Linked DNA regions of Homo sapiens: regions 1 and 3 are each linked to region 2. Evidence: read pairs that join two places in POLR2A ChIA-PET (ENCODE). Cell type or tissue: OCI-LY7. All regions are shown on one strand.

What was found. ChIA-PET counts read pairs that join two places held together with the same protein. Peaks named below come from ENCODE experiments on the same cell type or tissue, not always from the same donor. Only the 100,000 strongest peaks of a DNase experiment are listed, where the experiment ranks them.
Region 1: POLR2A ChIA-PET joins it to region 2 with 10 read pairs; 2 of 35 experiments call an interaction of 5 or more read pairs at or near these places.
Region 3: POLR2A ChIA-PET joins it to region 2 with 18 read pairs; 4 of 35 experiments call an interaction of 5 or more read pairs at or near these places.

What each region holds. Positions count from the first base shown.
Region 1 is chr12:94,718,364-94,726,363 of GRCh38, forward strand. No RefSeq gene overlaps it. Among named protein-coding and RNA genes, the nearest start is that of TMCC3, 72 kb to the left of the region's middle. In OCI-LY7, CTCF peaks have their summits at 2,665 and 7,646; DNase peaks (open chromatin) are centred at 3,038 and 7,638; H3K4me3 peaks cover 1,916 bases; H3K27ac peaks cover 2,789 bases.
Region 2 is chr12:94,814,902-94,822,901 of GRCh38, forward strand. No RefSeq gene overlaps it. Among named protein-coding and RNA genes, the nearest start is that of MIR492, 15 kb to the right of the region's middle. RefSeq lists enhancers at 910-1,549, 1,070-1,159, 3,140-3,659. In OCI-LY7, a CTCF peak has its summit at 3,569 (motif pointing right); DNase peaks (open chromatin) are centred at 1,230, 2,060, 3,270 and 3,590; H3K4me3 peaks cover 3,300 bases; H3K27ac peaks cover 5,310 bases.
Region 3 is chr12:94,737,965-94,745,964 of GRCh38, forward strand. No RefSeq gene overlaps it. Among named protein-coding and RNA genes, the nearest start is that of TMCC3, 91 kb to the left of the region's middle. In OCI-LY7, no CTCF peak of the experiment used is centred here; no DNase peak of the experiment used is centred here.

The DNA.
Region 1 (8,000 bases), 97 kb before region 2:
AAAATACACTCCTAAATTAGGCTTTCAAGTTTATTTACATTCTAAGTTAGGTTAGCTTGTTAAGTAGGGACTCATGGTATGGAGGCAGTCTCAGGCCAAATTTAGTTTAACATTTGTTTTGTTTTACAGTTGTTTGAATCAAGATTCAAATAAGGACCATATATAATGATTGGTTAATATGTCCTTTAAGTCTTTCAATCTATAGGTTCTCCTTCTATCTTACTGGGTTTTTTAAAAAATAATTACATTTAGAATTTTATGTATCTATTAATTTGAAATTGATCACTAATAGGTTTTCTGTTTTGTTTTGTTTTTGAGATGGAGTCTCGCTCCGTGGCGTGATCTCAGCTCGCTGCAACCTCTGCCTCCCAGGTTCAAGCGATTCTCCTGCCTCAGCCTCCCAATTAGCTGGGACTACAGGCATGCACCACCACACCCAGCTAATTTTTGTATTTTTAGTAGAGATGGGGTTTCACCATGTTGGCCAGGATGGTCTCAATCTCTTGACCTTGTGATTGGCCCGCCTCAGCCTCCCAAAATGCTGGGATTACAGGTGTGAGCCACCGTACCTGGCTCTGTTTTTTGTTTTTTGTTTTTTTAATGAGGAAGGAAAGAAAAATTAAATAGCTGAGAGTACAGCACTGAGTTCCTTCATTGATGAAAAAATAAAAAAGCAACCCATGGTAAGAGATACAGCAGTCATTACAGGATATTCCTCTGTCTCCCAAAAGGCAACTGGACAAGAGTCCATCAATATATAAAACTTGCTTAAGAGGTAACTTTATGAAGCTAGTGAACTATCAGTAGCACAGTGAGACCAATGGCAGTGTAAAATGTCATCAGAAATGTCATCACAAATCCATCTGAGGGAACAGACAAATCAGCTTAACTGTCGGTGTGTCTTGGTTCTGCCCTAGTTAAGAATGGAAATGGGGGTTATTAGGAAGACAGAAGGGAGAAATCATATTGGGGAAGCAACGGATAAATGTTCACTGTCATCACTGTTTATATTTGTTGTGCTGTGATGCTCTTGTTAAATATGGGAGGTGGTTTCAGTGCTGAAATTAACTTCCAATTGGTAGAAGTTGGGGAGAGAAGGTTTCCAATTGTCAAAGTACAGGATGATGCCTTACACTTGGTACGTACTACACACATTTGTTGAAAGGAACATAAAATAGCTTAAATTTTTAAGGCAGATAGCCAATGATGCTTCCCAAACTACAAGACCAAGAAAAGTAAATTTACGGACTCTCCATGTCACCCCACCTGCATTGAAAAAGAGTCCGTATTTACATACATGCTTGAATCTCTTAGTTGGTTATGCAAACAAGCAGCATTCATTGATCAAATATTTGTCATCGTGTCTTTCCTTGTAATGGAAATCAAAGAATCATATCATTAAAAAAGTCAAATTCATAGAAGTAGAAAGTAGAATGGTGGTTACCAGAGGCTGGGGGTGGGGACGGGGAGAGGGATGGGGAAAGGAAAGACGCTGAACAAAAGGTACAAAGTTTCAGACCATGCACAATGGCTCACACCTGAAATCCCAGCACTTTGGGAGGCTAAGATGGGAGGATTACTTGAGGCCAGGCGTTTGAGACCAGCCTGGGCAACATAGCGAGATCCAGTCTCTATAAAAAAAACATTTTAAAAAATTAGCCAGGCATAGTGGCATGCACCTGTAGTCTTAGTTACTCAGGAAGGGGAAGTGGGAAGATGGCTGGAGCCCAGGAGTTCAAGGCTGCAGTGAGATATGATTGTACCACTGCATTCCAGCCTAGGCAACAGAGTGAGACTTTGTCCCAACATTTTTTTTTTTTTTTTAGTTAGACTACAGAAATAAGCTTTAGTGATCTATTGCACAGAATTTTGACTATAATTAATAATAACATAATACGTATTTCAAACTTGCTAAAATAGATTTTAGGGCCGGGTGCAGTGGCTCACACTCGTAATCCCAGGACCTTGAGCAGCCAAGGTGGGAGGGTAACTTCAGGCCTGGAGTTGGAAACCAGCCTGGGCAAGATGGTGAGACCTCCATCTCTACAAAATAATACAAAAATAAGCTGGGCATGGTGGTGTGCGCCTGTAGTCCCAGCTACTTAGGAGGCTTAGTGTGAGGATCTCTTGAGCCCAGGAGTTCAAGGCTGCAGTGAGCTATGATCATGCCACTACATTCCAGCCTGGATGACAGAGCAAGACACTGTCTCTCTTTTATTTATTTATTTTTAAAGTAGATTTTAAATGTTCTTACCACAAAAAGAAGATAAGTATGTCAGGTGATGGCTATGTTAATTAGCTTGATCTAATTGTTACACAACTTAAACATATATCAAAACATTTCATCATACCCTTTACATATATACAATTATCGTCAATTAAAAAGCTTTTAAAATAATTTTAATAATTCTAGTTTCTTTCTCTTTTTTGGCATATCCCTTTAAAAAATAAAATCCAGCTGGGCGCGGTAGCTCATGCCTGTAATCCCAGCACTTTGGGAGGCCAAGGCGGGCAGATCAGGAGGTCAGGAGATCTAGACCATCCTGGCTAACACGGTGAAACCCTGTCTCTACTAAAAATACAAAAAATCAGCCGGGCGTGGTGGCGGGCGCCTGTAGTCCCAGCTACTCAGGAGGCTGACGACGGAGAATGTCGTGAACCTAGGAGGCAGAGCTTGCAGTGAGCCGAGATGGCGCCACTGCACTCCAGCCTGGGCGACAGAGCAAGACTCGATCTCAAAAATAAATAAATAAAATCCTACAACATATTACACATTTAAATCAAATAAGAGTTGAGTTGGGCCTGTTAGAATAAGACTGGAGGACTTGAAACCCTCCCACTAATCTAGTCCTACTTACCACATAATACTAGTAACTCCTACAATATCAGCTTGAATATCTCTAGTGACAGGGAGTTTACTACCTCACAGGACATAATCTTATTCTAGTTTCAGTTCCTGATACTAAAGCAATTTCCTACTATTGACCAAAAGTCTGATTTCCTGTAATGTCTACTCAGTGGACCAAAACCCTCTTCTACAAGTGAATATTTCAAGTATCTTAAGACAGCTGTCATCCCGCTCAGCTCTGCAGTCTGCAGCTCACCACCCCCAGTTCTTCAACTGTTACTCACCAGACATGGTCACTGCTCCTTATCATCCTGCTCCCCTTTCACTGGGTATGTTTTGGGAGTTTTAAATATGCCCTTGACCCAGGGGAGTATGCTAACCGCTCAGTGTCTGTCGAATTTATTTCTCAACTGGCTTTTATCAACGCACACATTTTCTGTCTTTGTCAGTCAACCCTGTTTCTAATTTTCAGCCCTAAGCCTGAGAGAATGCCCATCAAAACTCATCTCTTGACTTCTTGCTGTACTTCCTGAACTTGGATTATCTTCTCCTCTTCGTATACCGTAGGCTCCCCAGACTCATCATTCATAGCAAATGCCCTGCGCTCCAGCAGACAATGTGATGCCTTTCTTGATGCTGCTACTTTTCCCAGCTCAATCCAAAGGCCCAGAAAAAAGTTCTCCTCTTGTCTGTATTCTTCCTAAAACAGAATACAACACCCCAGATGTGCCTCGGTCACCTCAGAGTTCAGTGTGACTGTTCTTTCCTCTCTCCATAGAGTGCTTCTCTTCAAGTAGATGGGTCATATTAGTGAATGTGTCTGGGGGGGTTTTAGCAGCTGCCCCTCCCTGTTCGCTCATCTCAAGCTCACAGCTGGCCATCAGTCTCCACTGGCCACAGCTACTCCTAGCTGTCTCCAATGAGGTGGCCCCCCTGCAGATTTAGTTGGGCCCTGAACCAATGACAACCAGGATTGATAATAGAGTAAGACAATGGCTGTCAATGCTAGCTGCACAGTTAAAATCATCTGGAAAGCTTTAAAAACTATGAATGGCTGAGTCCAACCACAGAGATTCAGGGTCAATTGTTCTGAGTATCCTTTAAAAAAATCAGAATTTTAAAAAATGCTCCCAAAGTGATTTTAATACACAGGATTCAGAGTCACTTCTGCAACCGGAAATGCCTCCTAACAGGTAAATATGTTCTAGAATTCATCTGTGTCTGTAAAATAGAGCCCAAAGTGCCTGGTAGAACTTCTATTCCACAATTCAAGGAGCTGTCCTAACCATCTAATAAACCATATTTAATTTTCCCAACAATTCCCCATTGAATCAAGGCAAAAACCCAGCCTCAGAAATGTCCAGTAACCAGTGCAAGGCACACTGGAAGGAAGGGGTGAATACAGAGTACTCTGGCAGGCTCCAAAGGTAGTGTCCTTAACCCTGATACACATTCCCCAATGTAGCCCATTCCTTGGCCTTGCTGGAGTGCTCACCCTTTCTTCCCAGAGTCCTGGGACTCGGGCTTTCCTCAGTTTCCAGGGGGGATTAGAGTTCAACTTTGAACCTCTACCTAGTTCCTACCAGCCCTTCTCTGTTGCTCCTGATATGTTCATCATTTTGAAGGAACTCTGTCGACATAGCCTGGATGCTTCAAAATCCAGTCACTAGGTCAGTCAGTCCCTTGGGTGCAATTCCTTCTAGCCACTGACCCAGCACTCTGTGAGGCCAAAGTGGATCTCTTTATTCCTTTCCCTTCTCCCCCGATCATGCCCTCCCCACTCAATCTATCCTTTTCTTCCAGATTCTGCCCATAGTCAGTCCTGGTTTACTCCCAGTTGTTTGCATGCTATGTGGCAAGGCCCAGCCAATTACAGCACCAATTAAATCCCTCTGATTTCTTCTTTCCAAATGAAGTGCCATAAAGCTGCTTCTATTTCATCGTGTACATTTATGATCACTCTTTGAAACCTAAATGTATGACTTCACAATTTTTGCTTTTTTATTTAGCTTTATTAGTTTGTGCCTATTATGTCAGCACTTCCATAGAATCTGAAATTGTCATTTATCATAATGAGGTATCTTTCTGAGATGTTTATATCAGCTGCATTTTCTGTTTTTTCTTTTGAGACAGGGTCTCACTCTGTCGCCCAGGCTGGAGTGCAGTGGCACAATCACGGCTCACTGCAGCAACTCGTTTGACTTCCTGGGCTCAGGTGATCCTCCCACTTTAGCCTCCTAGGTAGCTAGGACTACAGGCACATGCCACAATGCTAGGTTAATATTTTTGTATTTTTAGTAGAGACAGCATTTCACCATGTTGCCCAGGCTGGTCTCGAATTCCTGGGCTCAAGTGATCCACCCACCTTAGTCTCCCAAAGTGCTGGGATTACAGATGTGAGCCATCACGCCCAGCCCAGCTGCAAATTTTTTGATAAAGTCTTCTTTGTTTTTATCCAAGTTACTAATAACATGGCTCTTTATTACAGGCATTACTTTAGTTTGGTCTAAAACCAACAGAATCAACATTTTCTGGCAAAAATCATCCACTTGACTGTCTCCAAATAAGTATACAATCTTATTTTCAATATTTTAATGAGGAGTTTTGTGACTGCTTTGCTGAAACTGAGATTCACTATCTAGATATTGTTCCCTGAGCCTGGTTACCATAATGAGTGTTGTTAGCGAACCCTTATGGGTTCCTGGTGATCTCTTTATTCTTCTCCAATTGCTGACAAATATTTGAGGATCTATTATAAACTTGTCAGGGTTTACATGAAATGTCAAAGACCATTTGTGAAAAAGTGGAACAACACCCTGCATTTTCCTATTTTTTAGGATCGCTCCTATTCTCTATAACCTTTCCAAATTTACTAATAGGGCCAGGCGTGGTGGCTCATGCCTGTAACTCCAGCACTCTTTAAGGCAGAGGTGGGAGGCTGGCGTGAGGCCAGGAGTTTGAGACCCGCCTGAGCAACATGGCGAGGCCTCGTCTTTAAAATAAAATAAAATTAAAAAAAAAAAAAAAAAGAGTACTAACAGTTGCTTTGAGGTCAGTTCCTTTACATGTGGGATGTAATCAGCTGGGTTTTCTTCACATCTTTCCACCTATCCAGTGTTTCAGTGTCCTTTTAATTCATTTGTCTTTTTAATTGAAAACTTTGCTGAGATAATTAAAGATTTGCATGGAGTTGTAAAACATAATACAGTGATCCCTTGTACATTGTACTGTTTCCCTCAACTGTTTTTGCAAAACTATAGTATAATATTGCAACCATAAAATTGACATTTGATATAATTCCCCCCATCTTACTCAGATTTCCTGTTTCACCTGGATTTTTGTATGTGAACCTCTATACAATTTTATCACTCATGTATAATTGCGAATCCAGTTAAGATATTCAACGGTTCTAACTCTGCAAAGATTCCCTGTGTTGCCTATTCATGACTCTTTTAAACACTGCTTGCTTTACTCTCTTTGGTTTTTAGATCAATTTCCATGAAGGAAAAAGGAGATGCAAAATAAGAGTTGAGAGGCTGTGCCTTCACTGCGCTACTTGTTAACATTATCACTTTCTATTCCTTTTCAGCATGGTTTCTTAATCTGCATAAGAATTTCTTTTTAAATATTATTGTTATTTTTTCCTAGAATTTTAAAAATGCTTTCATGTCCTTAGGTTTTCTTTATCTGATGTCCATTTTCATAATTTCTTTGAAATGTAGCTTGGTAAGTGGGTAGAGTGGTTTGCCTGTTTTTCTACTTTGTAGTAGAATGAAATAAATAACAGCACCCATTTGGGACACAAATTAATTGACATTGTTTCCTACATAGTTTCCAATTATAAATATGTATGAAATACCTTTTATTTGGGTATTAAACTATAATGAGCATTTGTAGCTATTTAATGCACTAAAATATCGTTTCTGGGCCAGGCATGGTGGCTCACACCTGTAATCCCAGCACTTCGGGAGTCCAAGGCAGGAGGATCCCCTGAGGCCAGGAGTTCAAGGTTACAGTGAGGCTACTATTGCACCACTGCACTCCGGCCTGGGCAACAGGGTGAGGCCCCGTCTCTACTATATATAAAATTTCCCTCAGTAATCTCTTTGAGGAATAAGATCATATTTTATACCTCTTTTGTATCTACAGTGGCCGCTGTGCTTGCCTTTTCAACATATATGCCCCAAATGATTAGTTTTAAGCCAAAGATTGGCCCTTGCTTTATAAAGTGGCAGACAGTACATATTTTAGGCTTCGTGGGCCAAACAGTCTCTGTCACATTACTCAACTCTGCCACTGCAATGCAAAAGACAATATGTAAATGAGTGGGCGTGGGATATGCCGATAAAACTTTATTTATAAAAACAGGCAGCTAACTGTAGTTTGCCTACCCCTGATCTAAGCCAACAGTGGCAACTTCCTCAGCCAGTGACTGGTTTACAAATGCACATATGATCCAATCTGGTGAAAGGGATGTGAGAAAAGTCTGATGGGGGCTTCTGGGAGAGACGATTTCACATGTAAGACACACAAGGAAGAGACAACCCTTTTTTCCCCCTTGGATGTTACCAAATCTGAATGTGATAGCCAGGATTGCTAGAGCCATCTTGTTCCTGATCTAAAGATGAGGCCATCAAACATAAGGGGGTTAGGCCACGAGAATCACAGAGGAGAGCAGCAGCTTGGCATACTGGGCCTGGAGACAGCCCCACTTCTTAGGGAAGACAATAAACTTCCTTATTGCTTAAGCCAATGCGTTGGCCCAAAAGCATCCTAATTACTGTAGCACCCCCTCTGGCGTTCAGCAAAGTACTTCACAGAGAATAGATGTTCAGCAAACAACAGTTTGCTGGTCTGGCTAACAATCTGAACCATGAATTTATGCAAATCAGAATTCCTTCCGCTGTAAATAAACTAGTTCCTCTTATAATCCTCTTTTTTTCTTAAAAAAAAAAAGGATTAAAAAATAGAAAAACACCAATGAGAGGAATAATATAGTAAACCTATATTATTTAAGATGAATAGAAAAGTGATAAGTTTTCATGTTTTCTGAAAATAAATGTGTTTTAACTTATTTATCCGTTCCCTGCAGTTTTCCTCCTCTTACTTTAAGCCTCTCTCTCCGTGGTTGGCCCTTGGAAGGCCTGCCATA
Region 2 (8,000 bases):
TAATAATGCAGTTAGTTCTGAAAGCTTTTTTCTAAACCAGAATTGGAACATCTGTGTCTTTCTGTCCTTGCTGTTGACACAGGATCTACCACAGGACCAACTCCCATGATGTTATCTGGAAAGCCAAAATGTCTAGCCATATGAGATTTATTCATTTATGTATTCATTTGTCCAACAAATATTGAGTGTCTTTTATGTGCCAAGCACTGGGATATGGGAATATACAAAACAGATAAAAATCCAGGGGACAGTAGTGCAGACTTCACAGGGCTGTGGTGAAATTTAACTGAGTTAAGGAGATGAAAAGTACTTAGAATAACATCTGGCACATATGAAACATTCAATAAACATTTTTCAAAAACAAAACCTCCCAACATTGCTTTTGGCCAATTATTTCATCTAGAGAGTATCGCTAAACTGTGAAATCACACAATCCGTTAGACAAATGAATATTTAATCATTACAGCACACCAAATAGCAACTTGGATTTCGGGGGCATGGCACTTTCAGATTACAGTAAGGGCCGAGGTTGGCTGCTAGAGTTGGCTTCTCTAAGAAAGAGCTCAGAACCCTGCCTACTGACTTAAAATGAGTCTTGGTGCAGAATTTCCCAGAGACATTGGCTCCTATCCCCTCCCTCCCCCCTGCTTTCCTTTAAAGTTGATTCAAGCAAGGAAGCATGGGCTTTATGGCCAGGGCCTAATATGAGTAAACACAGGCCTCCAGGGCCCTGGCCCCTGCTCACCATGATCAATAACCTAGTCCTGGCCAGGTGAGGTGACTCACGCCTATTATTACAGCACTTTGAGAGGCTGAGGCAAGCAGATCACTTGAGGTCAAGAGTTTGAGACCAACCTGGCCAACATGGTGAAACCCTGTCTCTATTAAAAATACAAAAATTATCCAGGTGAGGTGGTGCACACCTGTAATCCCAGCTACTCGGGAGGCAGAGACATGAGAATCACTTGAACCCAGGAGGTGAAAGTTGCAGTGAGCCGAGATCACGTCACTGCACTCCAGCTTGGGCAACAGAGCGAGACTCTGTCTCAAAAAGAAAACAAACAAACAAACAAACAAGAATAACCCAGTCCTCAGTGTCAAATGAGTTCCATCACAGCCAAGCACACTGCCAGCCTTTCTCTTTCCCTCACGAGAGAACTCTCCTGCGCTCAGCTTTCCTCTCTTCATTTGCATTACAAAAAGCACACCTGACCCTGTTGAAAAGGGCATTTAAGGAGATCATCAAAGGGGCCTGTGGTGCTCCTTTCACAGCACATGATCTCTCTCCCTGATAAGCCCTCTCCCCAGCCTTAAGAAACCCACATTCGGGAGCAACATTACGCTACCAGCTGCAGCTGAGGGCTCTGGGTGAAATCGAGCCAGGGCTGGGGAACAACTCAAAAGTCATCTGAGAGGTGTGACACCTCCCTGGCGTCCAGACCCACGGCAGGCAGCCTACAGACTTTTTCTCTTTGACTTTTTAAAGTAAGATTTATGAAACCACTTTTCCTATCACGGCATAAGAAATGATAACTGCTTGAAGGATTATACCTCTTTGCCATTTGATGACATCTCTGTAAGTACAGGGAACTATGGGCTCTGTCATCTTTGCATCCCTAAAATCAAATTCAGAAACTGGCCCCCAAAAAGGCTGTTGAATAAATACATAAGTAAATTCCATTTTTATACTATCTACTGATGTCTAAAAATTCCAAATTAGAAGTTAAAAATCCTATGATAGATATCTAAAGGAGAACAAAGTAATCCAAAATTAATTATATATTACATGCTACCTAGGATTTTATGAAACTGAGCTCAATCTCAAAATTAAAGAACTGTACTATAGGCTGGGAGCAGTGGCTCACGCCTATAACCCCAGCACTTTGGGAGGCCAAGGCAGGCAAATCACTTGAGGCCAGGAGTTCAAGACCAGCCTGGCCAACATAGTGAAAACCCATCTCTGCTAAAAATACAAAGATTAGCCGGGTGTGGTGGCTGGGGCCTGGAACCCCACCTACTTAGGAGGCTGAGGCACAAGAATTGCTTGAACCTGGGAGGCGGGCCATGAGCCTAGATCGCACCACTGCACTCCAGCTTGGATCACAGAGCGAGACTGTCTCAAAAAAAAAAAAAAAAAAAAAAAAAAAAGAAAGAACTTACTGTAAAATCTGCTTTGCTTTGTTACTCACTCTTATGAATACAGAGCCAATCACTGGTTCTAGCCTCACTATTATGCTATATTAAGGGAGGAGACCACCCCTCATATTGTCTTACACCCAATTTCTGCCTCCAAATAAAGAAGTAAAAACTAAAAGGCAGAAATGAAATCCACAGGCAGACAGCCCAGCGCTGAGCCCTGGGCCTGGTAGTTAAAGATCGACCCCTAACCTAAGCGGTTATGTCATCTATAGATTCCAGACATTATATGGAAAAGCATTGTGAAAATCCCTGTCCTGTTCCGTTCTGATTACCAGTGCATGCAGCCCCCAGTCACGTACTCCCAGCTTGCTCAATCGATCACGATCCTCTCACGCGGACCCCCTTAGAGTTGTAAGCCCTTAAAAGGGACAGGAATTGCTCACTTGGGGAGCTCAGTTGTTGGAGACGTGAGTCTTGCCGACGCTCCCAGCCGAATAAAGCCCTTCCTTAACTCGGTGTCTGAGGGGTTTTGTCTGCAGCTCGTCCTGCTACAATATTACTGTATATATGTAAAATATGCTATATTACTATATTTTCTCATTTATAAAGTGGGAGTAAAAATAACAGCTACCTCATTGCATTTTTGTGAGGATTAAATTAGTTAACACATGTATAATAGTTATGGGACATAGTGACCACTTAAGAAATGTTAGCTAGTATTATTGTTGTTGTTACCAGGCACTGTTCTGGCTAACATTCTATTAGACCAAGTTAAATATTAGTTCATTTAGTTAATCTGCCCAGAAAAGTATTAATAGAAGCAAGTTGCCCATATAACCTGTCCCCTTGACAACAAAATTTGCCTTCTGAAAGCCATTAATGGATTCTCAAGGTACAAGAATTGCCTATGAATTGTTTACTTTTTAGAATATGATTTCCCCTTGAGGCAGAATATATATTTAACAGGTCCTAAATGTATACCAGAAAGAACTGAATCGCCAGCTTCACTAACAGGTTTCTCTAAAAAGAAAATCAGACAGCAATTTTACCTTCTGTTCAGGCCAGATGATGTTCCTAATCCTGCAAGGTCTGGGGTACTTTCATCTGATAAGAGCCCATGAGCTTCTGAGAGCTTCAAATGACTACTACTTAGGTTAAAAATAAGCACCGAGAAACAAAAACTGAGAAACAAAAGCAGAAGTATTTCTAAAATTGCTCTCTTCGCACTGTCTCGCTGCGGGTACTTTCCTGTCTCTCAGATCACTGACCTTCAGTCCAGCAATTTCCAGTGTCCTGCAGGCTGCTGATCCCAAGATGCTCAGCCACACAAAGGTGTTGCGGCCAAGTAAGGTTGGGGAACCCATACTATACTCCCTTTTGCCACAATACCTTTTTAACCAGACTCCTTTTGTGATAGTAGGTAGCTAGTTAGACCTGAGCAGGGCAGAAGAGGGCTCCCCTGCCCCACTCCAGGAGTGTCAGGCAACCACTGAGGTCAGGCAGTTGTTAACTGTCTCTCTAAAATAATAATTGGGCCGGGCACGGTGGCTCACACCTGTAATCCCAGCACTTTGGGAGGCTGAGGCAGGCGGATCTCTTGAGGTCTGGAGTTTGAGACCAGCTTGGCCAACACAGTGAAACCCCATCTCTAATAAAAATACAAAAATTGGCAGGGCATGGTTGCGGGCACCTGTAATCCCAGCTTCCCCGGGAGCCTGAGGCAGGAGAATCGCTTGAACCTGGGAGGCGGAGGTTGCAGTGAGCCGAGATCGCACCACTGCACTCCAGCCTAGGCTACAGAGCGAGAATCTAAATAAAAGAATAAAATAAAATAAAATAATAATTGGTCACAGCCAGCACCAGAGAAAGGCAGTCTCCCAATAGATAGAAACACCTGAAGCTGGGAATCAGCAGTTTCCTGATAAGATCTCAGGAGTTGGGCCAGTGGGCTCAAGCAAAAAAGAGGCAAAATGGCAAAGTTTAACTGGTATATGACCTTCTAGGAACATTCAACTGGTAAGAGAAGAATGCCTCGAGTGAGCATGCGTACAACTCCAGTAAACATACCGTGCATGCATCACTCCTAAGTGCTGGCAGCCACTGCGGATGCGGAGAGCCCACCCAAGGGAAGAATCAGGAGACAAGGGACACAAGCTCCTGGAAATATGACAACATATAAAATCCCAAGTCAATGGGGAATCCATGCACTTGATCTCTCCAGTCACCCCCTTGGCCCTCTTCCAAGTTCACTTCCTTTCATTCCTGCTGTAAAGCTTTTGAATAAACTTTCATTCCTCTAAAACTTGCCTTGGTCTCTGTGTCAAATATTTTCTTCTGAAGAGGGAAGAATTGAGGTTGCTGCAGACCTGTATGGACTCACCACTGCTAACACCTTTTTCAAGGAATATCTACTAGAATCTAGGTGTTGGAAATGCTGAAATAGTCTAAACTAACCAATTATTTCCACCTTAAAATGACTGTAGGCTCATTCACCTGGCCTGGCAAAGTCAGCACTTACTTAAAAGCAGATGGGAGAGAATGTTGACCCTATACATACCCACAGTCCCTGATCAACATACATTTTCATGAAGAGGTATATCTTGGATCAAGTCAAAAAGAAACTATCCCCGGATCCATCTGAGGTGTGTCCCATACTCAGGGAACACACCAAAAAATTCAGGAATGGCTCACAGGGAAGCATGATTTCAGAAGATCGGGAGCATAAGAAAAAGGAAGATGATGACACTATAAGAGAAATCCTATCAACAAAAGGAATATAATTCTCCTCCTGTTTTTTTTAAGTCAAGGAGAAGAATGCTGGTGCATTACAATCTAATTGGAACATGTCCAAAGTGATGGGAGAAATCCACTGACACCAGATTAAAGGAGTCCTGAGCAGAGAGGAAGCTGGATGGTGGCAGGGTCCTCGAAAAACTATCTCCAAAGACTCCAATCTCTAGAGCATTATCTTAGTTCTATGACTGGAAATTTTTTCCAGAATCCTCAATATCTATCTGTAATGTAAGGCTCCTTTTTGCTAGCACCAGAAGCTTACATAAAATTAGGCACTTGGGGAAGCATCTTGACCCCCTCATCAGGCCACCCAACCATAACTGCCCCAATGGCCAACAGGTGGGGATTATGGGAACTATAATTCAAGATAAGATTTGGGTGGGGACACAGTCGAACCATATCAATGGAGGAATACATGGATATACATGCAGAAATCTGGGTGGCTTTAATTCCTTCCATGAGGTCTTACAATCCTACCATCACTATAAACTAGCCAAAATTAAAATATATCTGGGCAGACAGGAGACCCAGATGGGTAGGAACTAAATATACAAACATTTCTCTCAGTAGAGAGAAAAACCAAGAAAAGGGAAGAAATAAGATTCAAAATGATCCCAAGAGGCACATCCTGGGGAAAACCCAACAAGATAAATATAGTAAGTCCTCAAAAGATGCTAGTTACTAGTATTATCATTAATGTTAAATAGTAATATTAACTGTAAATCCCTGCATTTATATTGAAGATAGCAATTACATAAGAAAAGATATTAGAGAACTGGCTTAGCCAAAATCCACAGGAGAAAATAAAATTTGCGTTTTGGCTAATCACAAGCCCAACACGTGTCAGCACTGCAATGTAGCTGATAAGTAACTAACACCACTGGGCAGCCCTCACCCAGAGCAAAGGAGCTAACAGGCTCACAAAACTCTCCCAGCCAGGCCATATCTGATGTGTAGGTTTGATTTAGGCACAAAAGATATAGACAATCGGAATTGCATCTAGCAAGAAGTGACTATCACAGCTGTAAGTCTGGAATCCAAATTAAACACAAAATAGTTGATAGAACAGGTGGCAACCATGGAAGTGATGGTTTAAGGTACTCTTCGATATTTGAAGAGCTGCCAATAAAGAATGGCACTAGTTGTTTTGTGTCACCAACGGGTGAAATTTACAGGGGAGGCTAAGTTAGGCTCCATACATAAAATGATTTTCCAATACTTAAAATTATCCAAGAATTGATCCCACGGGCTTGAAAAGTTTTAAGCTTTCTTTTTGAAAGTGCCTGGGAGCCAGAAGATTATCAACCAACAAGAGCAATCTAAGGATTCCTCTGGTGGGTGAAGGGATGCACTCTGAAGTTTCAAGGCCCCTTTCAGCATCAAGAATCTGCAATTCTATGGTTCTGACTATAGCTGAGCTTCATCAGATTAGTAGACAGAGCCCAGTGCTACCCTCTCCTCCCACTCATTTTTGCATGGTGAATGGTAAATATTCTTGGGGCGAGGCGCAGTGGCTCACGCCTGTAATCCCAGCACTTTGGGAGGCCGAGGCAGGCGAATCACAAGGTCAGGAGATCGAAACCATCCTGGCCAACATGGTGAAACCTTGTCTCTAAAAAAAAATACAAAAATTAGCTGGGTGTGGTGGCATGTGCCTGTAATCCCAGCTACTTGGGAGGCTGAGGCAGGAGAATTGCTTGAACCAGGGAGTCGGAGGTTGCAGTGAGCTGAGATCGCACCACTGCACTCCAGCCTGGCGACAGAGCAAGACTCCATCTCAAAATAAATAAATAAATAAATTCTTGGTAGACTCTGGAAAAAATGATCAAATAATACTTGTGTCTCCAATATTAACTAATTTGTGTTAAATACCCTTTTATTCTACTTAAACTCTTGTATTTCTTATCTGCAAAAGGACCTAAATGAGAAGATAAAGGTAAATTAACTCTGAAAACCTTTAAAGCAATGTAAGGGATATTTTTATAATTATTGATGTTTATCAATAAGTAGAGAAGCACTCAACTAATTTTTTAAAAAAGAAAAATTTGCATATAAAGCAGTCATTTTTCTTATCTGACTTCAATTGTAAATTGCTGAGGAAGGTCTAATTTCACCTTCTATCTCAAGATTTGGTAGCCAAAGTTACCAAAGGCCTGCATAGTTACCAAAGGCCTGAACACACAATTCCAGGAAGGTGCCCAACACAGTGTATTAGCAAGAGAACTTGGAGGCTGGGCTTTGCCTTCTGTCCTCAAACAGGAATAAATGTAGATCCAGGGAGAATGAAAGAGTAAAAATTGGGACATCTAAACTAAGAATAAACCAAAGAGACAGGAATATTTGGGTGCTAAGAGGCAAAGGCCAAACACAAACTATAAAAGAAAAAATTGATTAACTGGACTTCAGAATTAAAAGCTCTCTTCAAAAGTCACCATTAAGAAAATTAATTAATTACTCTACATATTTACCAGTGAAAGAAAAGGAAAATGAAATGCAAGCCACAGATGGGTGAAAATATTTATAAATGATATCTGATAAGGCACTTATATCCAGAATATATAAAGAACTCTCACAACTCAATAATAAGACAAGGAACTCAATTTAAAAATAGGCCAGGCCGGGTGTGGTGGCTCACGCCTGTAATCCCTGAACTTTGAGAGGCCAAGGCAGGCAGATCACCTGAGGTCAGGAGTTCAAGACCAGCCTGATCAACATAGTGAAACTCCGTTTCTACTAAAAATACACAAATTAGCCAAGCATGGTAGAGCATGCCTGTAATCCCAGCTACTTGGGAGTCTGGGGCAGGAGAATCGCTTGAACCTAGGAGGCAGAGGTTGCAGTGAGCCAAGACTGTGCCACTGCACTCCCACCTAGGTGACAGAGCAAGACTTCACCTTAAAAATAAATAAATAAATAAATAAAAATAAAAATAGGCCAAAAATTGAATGGACATTTCACCAAAGAAAATATATAAACAGCTGAGTGGGTTCCAAGATGGCCGAATAGGAACAGCTCCAGTCTACAGCTCTCAGCGTAAGTGACCCAGAAGACAGATGATTTCTGCACTT
Region 3 (8,000 bases), 77 kb before region 2:
GAGTAGCTGGAACTATAGGTGCATGCTACAGTGCCCGGCTAATTTTTTATAGTTTTTATAGAGATGAGGTCTTGCTATGTTGCCCAGGCTGGTCTTGAAATCCTGGGCTCAGTCAATCCACCCGCCTTGGCCTCCCAAAGTGGGATTACAGGCATGATCTACCACACCCAGCCTGTTTAAGTACTTTTGCTAACTGGATAATTTTTAAAAATCATTATTTAAGACTTTGGCAACCTCAAATTTTCATGCTGTGGTACAAAACTACACTTTTTGCTCACTTTCATCTTTGAATACCTTATGAAAGTTTGCTGCTAAACAGAGCAAAGCACTGGTGATTGGTCCATAGAAGAGTATCTCACCAGGCAGCCAGCATGGATGAAAAATTATGGTAACTTACACTGAAGTAATAATGATTACCTGCTGCATTAGGTACAAGGTTTACAGGACAAAGTAATATTTTAATTTAATAGCAGTGGTTACTTATATGATATCTTGAGTAAATTTAATAAATAGGAATCCATTATATCCAAATTACCATTTCAACATGTAAGTATTAGAAAAATTACTAATGAGATAGTTTCCATTTCTTTGAAGGCTTTCAAAGCCTTCAGAATTCAGTGTGTGTTTTATACTTATAAAACATCTTATTTCAAGAGCTAAATTTTTACTAGACATACTTGAGATACATTAGATTTCATAAAACTTATATTTATAAGAGTAGTTTCACATACCTAAATTGTTTGAAACATATTTAAAAGTTTCCGCAGCTCAACCATCAATAAATCATTTTTCTCTTACATTTGCATCTACTTTGACAATTCTTTATCTTAGCAAAAGCATATCAACTTGAAAACTATCTCTGTCCAAGTGTATTTAAATAGCATTTTAATTTAAAATTATTAACATCAAATTCAAATTTGAGTTGAAAAGCAACTCCCTAAATTTATCAATATAAAGAAGTGTTTCTTTTTTTTTTTTTTTGAGATGGAGTCTCACTCTGTCACCCAGGCTGGAGTGCAGTGGCGCTATCTCGGCTCACTGCAACCGCCACCTCCCGGGTTCACGCTATTCCCCCGCCTCAGCCTCCCGAATAGCTGGGATTTCAGGCGCCCACCAACGTGGCCCACTACTTTTTGTATTTTTAGTAGAGACGGGGTTTCACCGTGTTAGACAGGATGGTCTCAAACTCTTGACCTCGTGATCCACCCACCTCAGCCTCCCAAAGTGCTGGGATTATAGGCATGAGCCACCGCGCCCGGCCCTTTTTTTAACTTTTATTTTAGGTTCAGGGGTACATGTGCAGGTTTGTTATATAGGTATATAGTGTGTCACGGGGGTTTGGTGTATAGATTATTTCATCACCCAGGTAATAAGCATAGTACCTGACAGGTAGTTTTCCAACCCTCTCTCTCTTCCCACCCGCCACCCTCAAGTAGACCCGGCATCTTCTGTTCCCTTCTTTGTGTCCACATGTACTCAGTGTTTAGCTCCTACTTGTGAGTGAGAATATGCAGTGTTTGGTTTTCTGTTCCTGTGTTAGTTTGCTTAGAATAATGGCCTCCAGCCCCATCCATGTTGCTGCAAAGGACATGATCTCATTCTTTGTTACGGCCGTGTAGTATTCCATGGTGTATATGCACATTTTCTTTATCCAGTCTACCATTGCTTGGCATTTAGGCTGATTCCATGTCTTTGCTACAGCAGCTTTTTAAACAGATACCATAGTGATAAGTATATTGCCCCTGAATATAATGATCTCTTATTTTCCCTTTATAATTTGAGAAGTGGTCTATACATTTTTACTCTTATATTAAGGCTTCATTTGTAAGTAATAAAGCCTAATTTTTTAAAAAAGAAAAGAAAGCATGAAAAGGAATCTTAAGAGAGCAGAGCACATTCAGAAACTGCTAATGGGCCACAAAGGCTGTAGAGAAAGCAAGAGATGAAGACGGGCAGGTGGGCAATGGAGATTTTTGTATATCGCACATCAAAGTGTGACTTTCATCCCAGTAGCAATGAGGAGCCACTGAAGGATTTTAAACAAGGGACTGACATAACCAGATTCTTTATATAGGAAGATTAAATGGGCTGCACTATGGGAAAGCAAATTGCAAGGTGGCACAGGAGTCTAGTACAAGACAGTAAGGCCTGAATTAAGGCCACAGCAGTGGATGGATTTCAGAGGTGTTTAGGAGGTAATGGGGAAAGGGTCTGGTGACAGACTGGATTTCTCAGGTAAAGAATGAGAAGCAGTGAAAGTGACTCCCAGATGTGACAGGGGGTGGCTGGTGATGCTGTCCACAGAGGCAGGGAATGCAGGAGGCTCAGGTGAATGGGAGTGTCAGGAAGGGGTGAGAGACACAAGGCACATTCAGTTTTTGGCACTTGGGACATCTCATGGAGATGATCACCAGATAACAGAATCTATGGGTCAGGCACTCTGATCTAAGCAGTAACTATAATTTGAATGCAAATAGCAATTGAAGTCATGGGACTTCATGAGATCATCTAAAGAAAATGAAAAAACGGGTAGATGCATAAGTGAAACTATAGAAAATACTAATACCAGGGATGAATTAAGGCGCAGCATCCACAGAGAAAAAACTGGAGCCAGGCATGGTGACACATGCCCATGGTTCCCGCTACTTGGGAGGCTGAGGCAGGAGGATCTCTTCAGTCCAAGAGCTCAAGGCTACAGTGATCACACCTGTGAATAACCACTGCACTCCAGCCTGGGCAGCACAGCCAGACCCTGCTTCTAAAAAGAAAAGAAAAGAGGGGAGAGAGAAAAGAAAAGAAAAGGAAGGAAGGAAGGAAGGACAGAAGGAAGGAAGAAAAGAAAGAAAGAAAGAAAAAAAGAAAGAAAGAGAGAGAAAGAGAGAAAGAAAGGAGAGAGAGAAAGAGAGAAAAGAAAGGAGAGAGAGAGAGAAAGAAAGAAAAGAAAGAGAGAGAAAGAAAGAAAAAAAAGAAAAGAGAAAAACAGAGACAGAGAGAGAGAAAATGAAGAAATGGCCAGAGAGGCAGGAAGAAAACCACAGGGGAGGTGGAGTGGGGAGCAGGGTGGGAAGGCCAGGGAAGAGGGCTATAAGGGCTGAGTAGTCTGCAGTGCTCAATGCTACAGAACTCAGCTCACGCTGACTTAAGGGATTCTCTTCCCCAAGGCACATGGGCTTTGCCCCCCACCGTGTGTACATGTGATCCTGCTTCCCTAGCCACAGTTAATTGGTCAAGGGGTGATCAATGACCCAAGTAGCATCGAAACCTTCCCTGGGCTGAGCTCTTGAAAGGTAAAAGTGGGCCAGACCTGGAATTTGTGGAATGTCACCTGCTTCTGCCACGTGGATTGGAAGCAGACAGAGAAAGGGGAAAGATGAGCAGGGACAGCCAGGAACAATCTTGGTCCAGGGAAGACACCCTGTATTCTGATAAATGACTCTTTTATGCTGCAGCTGGTTCCTGTTGGTTTTTCTTACTTGGAACTATAAAAGTCCCAAAATTCATCCAACAAGAGAGACAGAAATATAAAGAGCTGGATTACCTGACAGAATGAAACATGTGCTGAATGGGGACCTAAGAGGGGGCTGTGGGAGCTCAGGAGCAGGGGAGAGTCATTCCAGCTGGGCGGAGGGAATGCCTCCAGAAGGGAGGCAGCACTTCAGCTGGCACTTTAAGGATGAGGGGGTTTTTAATGGGGAAAGAAAGGAAAGGGTGGATTCTAGCCAAAGGAAGAGCACCAGCAAAGGCAGAGATGAGAGTAAATGGAGCATTAGGGAAATGGAGGCAGCGGCTGTGCCTCTGACAGTTTCCTGGTCTGGTTAACTCCAATATGCCTTTCAGGACCCTAGGAAGCCTTCCTGCCCTCCCACAGAATCTGGCCACCCCATCACAGCCTCTCCCACACTGTATCAAAATGCCCCGTTGACTGGTCTGCATCCCACACCAGACCTGAGGCACTGCATCTATTGATCTTTGTATGTCCTGTGCCTGACCCAAGGCAGGGCTCAATACAGACTTGATCATCTCAAACATCTCCATTCAACCAGTGCATTCAGAGGAGGGAAAGCCATAGGAGACTGAGGGTTTGGCATCCTATTCTAAGGACCAGGAGTGGCAGGAAGGATGCTATTCGGGGTTAGCTTGTGAAGACTTGCAGGTATGGGAACATTAAGACGACTAACATTTTTTTTTTTTTTTTTTTTTGAGACGGAGTCCCGCTCTTCAGCCCAGGCCGGATTGCAGTGGCGCAATCTCGGCTCACTGCAAGCTCCGCCTCCCAGGTTCACGCCATTCTCCTGCCTCAGCCTCCCGAGTAGCTGGGACTACAGGTGCCCGCCACCGCGCCCGGCTAATTTTTTGTATTTTTAGTAGAGACGGGGTTTCACCGTGTTAGCCAAGATGGTCTCGATCTCCTGACCTTGTGATCCGCCCGCCTCGGCCTCCCAAAGTGCTGGGATTACAGGCGTGAGCCACCGCGCCCAGCCGACGACTAACATTTTTTAAAAATTATAGTAAAATATACACCACAATTTAAACCATTTTTTAAAAGGGATGGGTCTCCCTATGTTGCCTTGAACTCCCAGGCATAAGCGATTCTCTTGCCCTAGCCTCCAGAGTAGCTGGGACTATAGGTGCACGCCACCACATCCAGCTTATGTGAACCTTTTTCTTTTTCTTTTTCTTTTTTTTTTTTTTTGAGACGGAGTCTCACTCTATTGCCCAGGCTGGCGTGCAACAGTGCGATTTCGGCTCACTCAACCTCTGCTGCCCGGGTTCAAGCGATTCTCCTGCCCCGAGTAGCTAGGATTACAGGCGCCTGCCACCGCGCCCAGCTCATTTTTGTATTTTTAGTAGAGATGGGGTTTCACCATCTTAGCCAGGCTGGTCTTGAACTCGTGACCTCGTGATCCACCCACCTCGGCCTCTCAAAGTGTTGGGATTACAGGCGTGAGCCTCCGCGCCCAGCCCATGTGCACCATTTTTAAGTGTACAGTTCAGTGGTATTACACTGATACACAGCCATCATCCCAAACTGAAATTCTGTACCCATTAAACAACAACTTGAAACAACAACTCTCTAGCCCATCTCCTCAGGCCCTGCAATCACCAGTCTACTTTTTGTCTCTGTGAATTTTATTCCTCTCAGGTACCTTATATAAGTGATATCACACAGTATCTGCCCTTTCAAAAACAATTTACATTTAAATGTGTTTTCAACTGTAAACATTTACCAAGTATTGTCACTTCCTCCCCTGTGAGGCAGGCAGGGCAGAAACTATTGGTCTGGGTTTGGAGGCCCAGGGAGCTGAGGTTCAGGAAGGTTCAGAGATCTGTCCAAGCCTGTGGCACATAAGATACCCGGCCTATCTGACACCCACACACTCCTCAGAGGCTGGTACAGAATCTGAATGAATCTGGATAGGCGGAGGGCCATGACCACAACTCTCAGCCCACACCAGGTAACCTTCCTGTACCCACAGGCATGGTTTGAACACGTCACTGCAGATTGGCAATCAGAACAGGAAATAATCAATGCAGTAGGGTGAAGCTAAAGGAAAAGGATTCAACCTAAGGACATTCAGCCAGAGGCCAGGATGTATCTATCTACAGTTGGGTGCAGAGATGGCTAGAAAGAAGACCTTAGTTTTTAATTACTCTTTATCTATGGCCATGACTAAATGTTTGGCTAATCAGGGAGACGACTCAGGGAGGTCAAAGTCATTGCCAGCATGAATTATTAATCTGCACACTTGTTTGGAGTCCACTGGAATAGGCAGCATAGTCAAGTCACAGTGGAAGGTGCTACATGATTAATCTTCTTCCTGCCTGAGGCCCCCAGCTCTTGAGTGGGCATTCTTCATACTGAACATCAGGGGAAAGATCTTGTTTTCCACACTCAGGTCAAAAGGTTTGCTCACTTTTTTTTTCCTGCATAATAATGGTTGATACTAATGACCTATTTGCAAACTGCCAAGAGACAGTAGGGTTTCTTCACGTTTGTTTGTTTTCTGGAATCAGAAATGGTTCAAACTGTGCATTACCTTCTAAATCAATGTACTGCAGAAAGCTCTTAGTGAACCTGAAGAAAACGAGTGATATGCATTTTGTTCTCATCAATACTTACTAAAATAATTTATTAGGTGTTTAAATTGTTAGATGAGACAGAGTTATCAGACTGGAATAAAACTTAGTTTTCCTCTGCTATCCTGCTTAGGAGAAAAGAGGGGCTCAAATGAGGATTGGGCTAGCTATAGAAATAAAGCTATCCTTTCTTTGCACTAAGTGTAACGTGAATACATTTTCTGCCCTGTTACAGGATTAATAATTACTGAGTGCCTACTACATACTGGGTCCTTTCATACATATCCTCATTTCATCATCAAAATAACCCCATGTAGGAAACACTATTATTTTCCCATTTTTAGATTAGGAAACTTAGGCATAGACAGGTTAAGGTTGAGCAGCATTCCCAAGGTTCCACAGGTAGCAAGTGTCTGAATCCTTACAGGAACTTACAGACTAAAAGAGCACAGAACCCATAAAAAGGAGACACTTACAATGCAGTGTACTAAATGCAAGGACAGAAATGAGTGCACGGAGTTGGGGACATAAAGAGAGGCTAAATTTCACCTGGGAAAGCTTTCTGGAGAAGATTATGTACATGACTTATTTTTTGAAAGGTATTATTAATATACAACAAAATGCACAGATGTTAAGTATTCAGTTTCATAAGTTTCAACAACTGCATATGTTTGTGTAGCCACCATCAAAAACAAGGTTTAAAACACTTCCATCACCCCCAGAAAGTTCCAGCATATCCCTTTCCTATCAATCCCTCCCCCTTCTCCGATTTCTGAATTCTTTCATTACAGATTAGTTTTGTGTGTTCTTGGACTTCATAAAAACAGAATCTTCTGATGTACACTTTTGTCCCGGCTTCTTTTGCTCAGTTGAGTCTTAAACAACGAACAACCCTTTAGCTGAGCAAAGGGCCGGTGTAAAGCAGATGCAGGGAGGTGAGAGGTGGCCTGGAGCCGGGGTATTGGGCGGGAGGTAATGGGGGTGGGAAGGAAGACAAGGGGAGGGACTGAGGACCCCGAGTTTTAATCTAAGAGGGCTTGGATTTTATTCCATGGGCAAAGGGGAGCTAATGAAGGCTTAAAGCAGCTACAGATGCACCATTTTGCACTTATAATATCTCAAACTCAGTAGTCTTAGGACAAGGTTATTAGTGATCCCCATTTTTTTGGAGTCATTTTATTTTTATTATTATTAAACAACAACATTGTCATGTTTTCTTGAATATTGACAATTTGAAATTTAACTTGTTCATGAAAATAAATCTGGAAAAACCTCAAAGAGGCTAATTTCCGGCCACAATTTAAAAAAACAAACAGAGCCCCAATTGAACTTTAGCTTTAAATTCATTTTAACTTTATCCCCAAGACTCCCAGTTTTGTCCTCCTAGATGCACCGAGACTACACAACATCCTTCGTTAATGGTGGAAAATAAACAGCTTCACAGGAAACAAGACTTCATCACACAAAAATTTATAGACTTGTTCATGATCCCCACTTTTAAGTAAAATTTCCTAGCTGGTAAGTCAGGATTCAAACCCAGACTGACTCCAAATATCCTGCTTTTTCCACCCAGAGAAAGCTTTGAAAATAAGGAGAGAAAAGCCAACATAAGCTATGAATTGCTGCCTGAGAAAGGCAATGAGGAGACTGCAGAGGATGAAAAGTTACTCAGTGCATATGGCAATGGAGCTGAACGGGGCTGACCCGCAGGGAGGGCAGAAGGCAGGAATCCTGGCAAATCCAGGGTGAGCAGGAGCCAGGCAGTTCCTGGCACTCCTGCTTCTCTTCTTTAAGGCGCTGCTAATGACTCCACTGGACATGAGCATGATGGCGTTGGCTCACTCAGGTGGAACAAACTTAAAGAGATAACTTATTTTCCTGGATTCTCTTAGCAAGCAACTTCAAACCTGTTTGTATGCCGC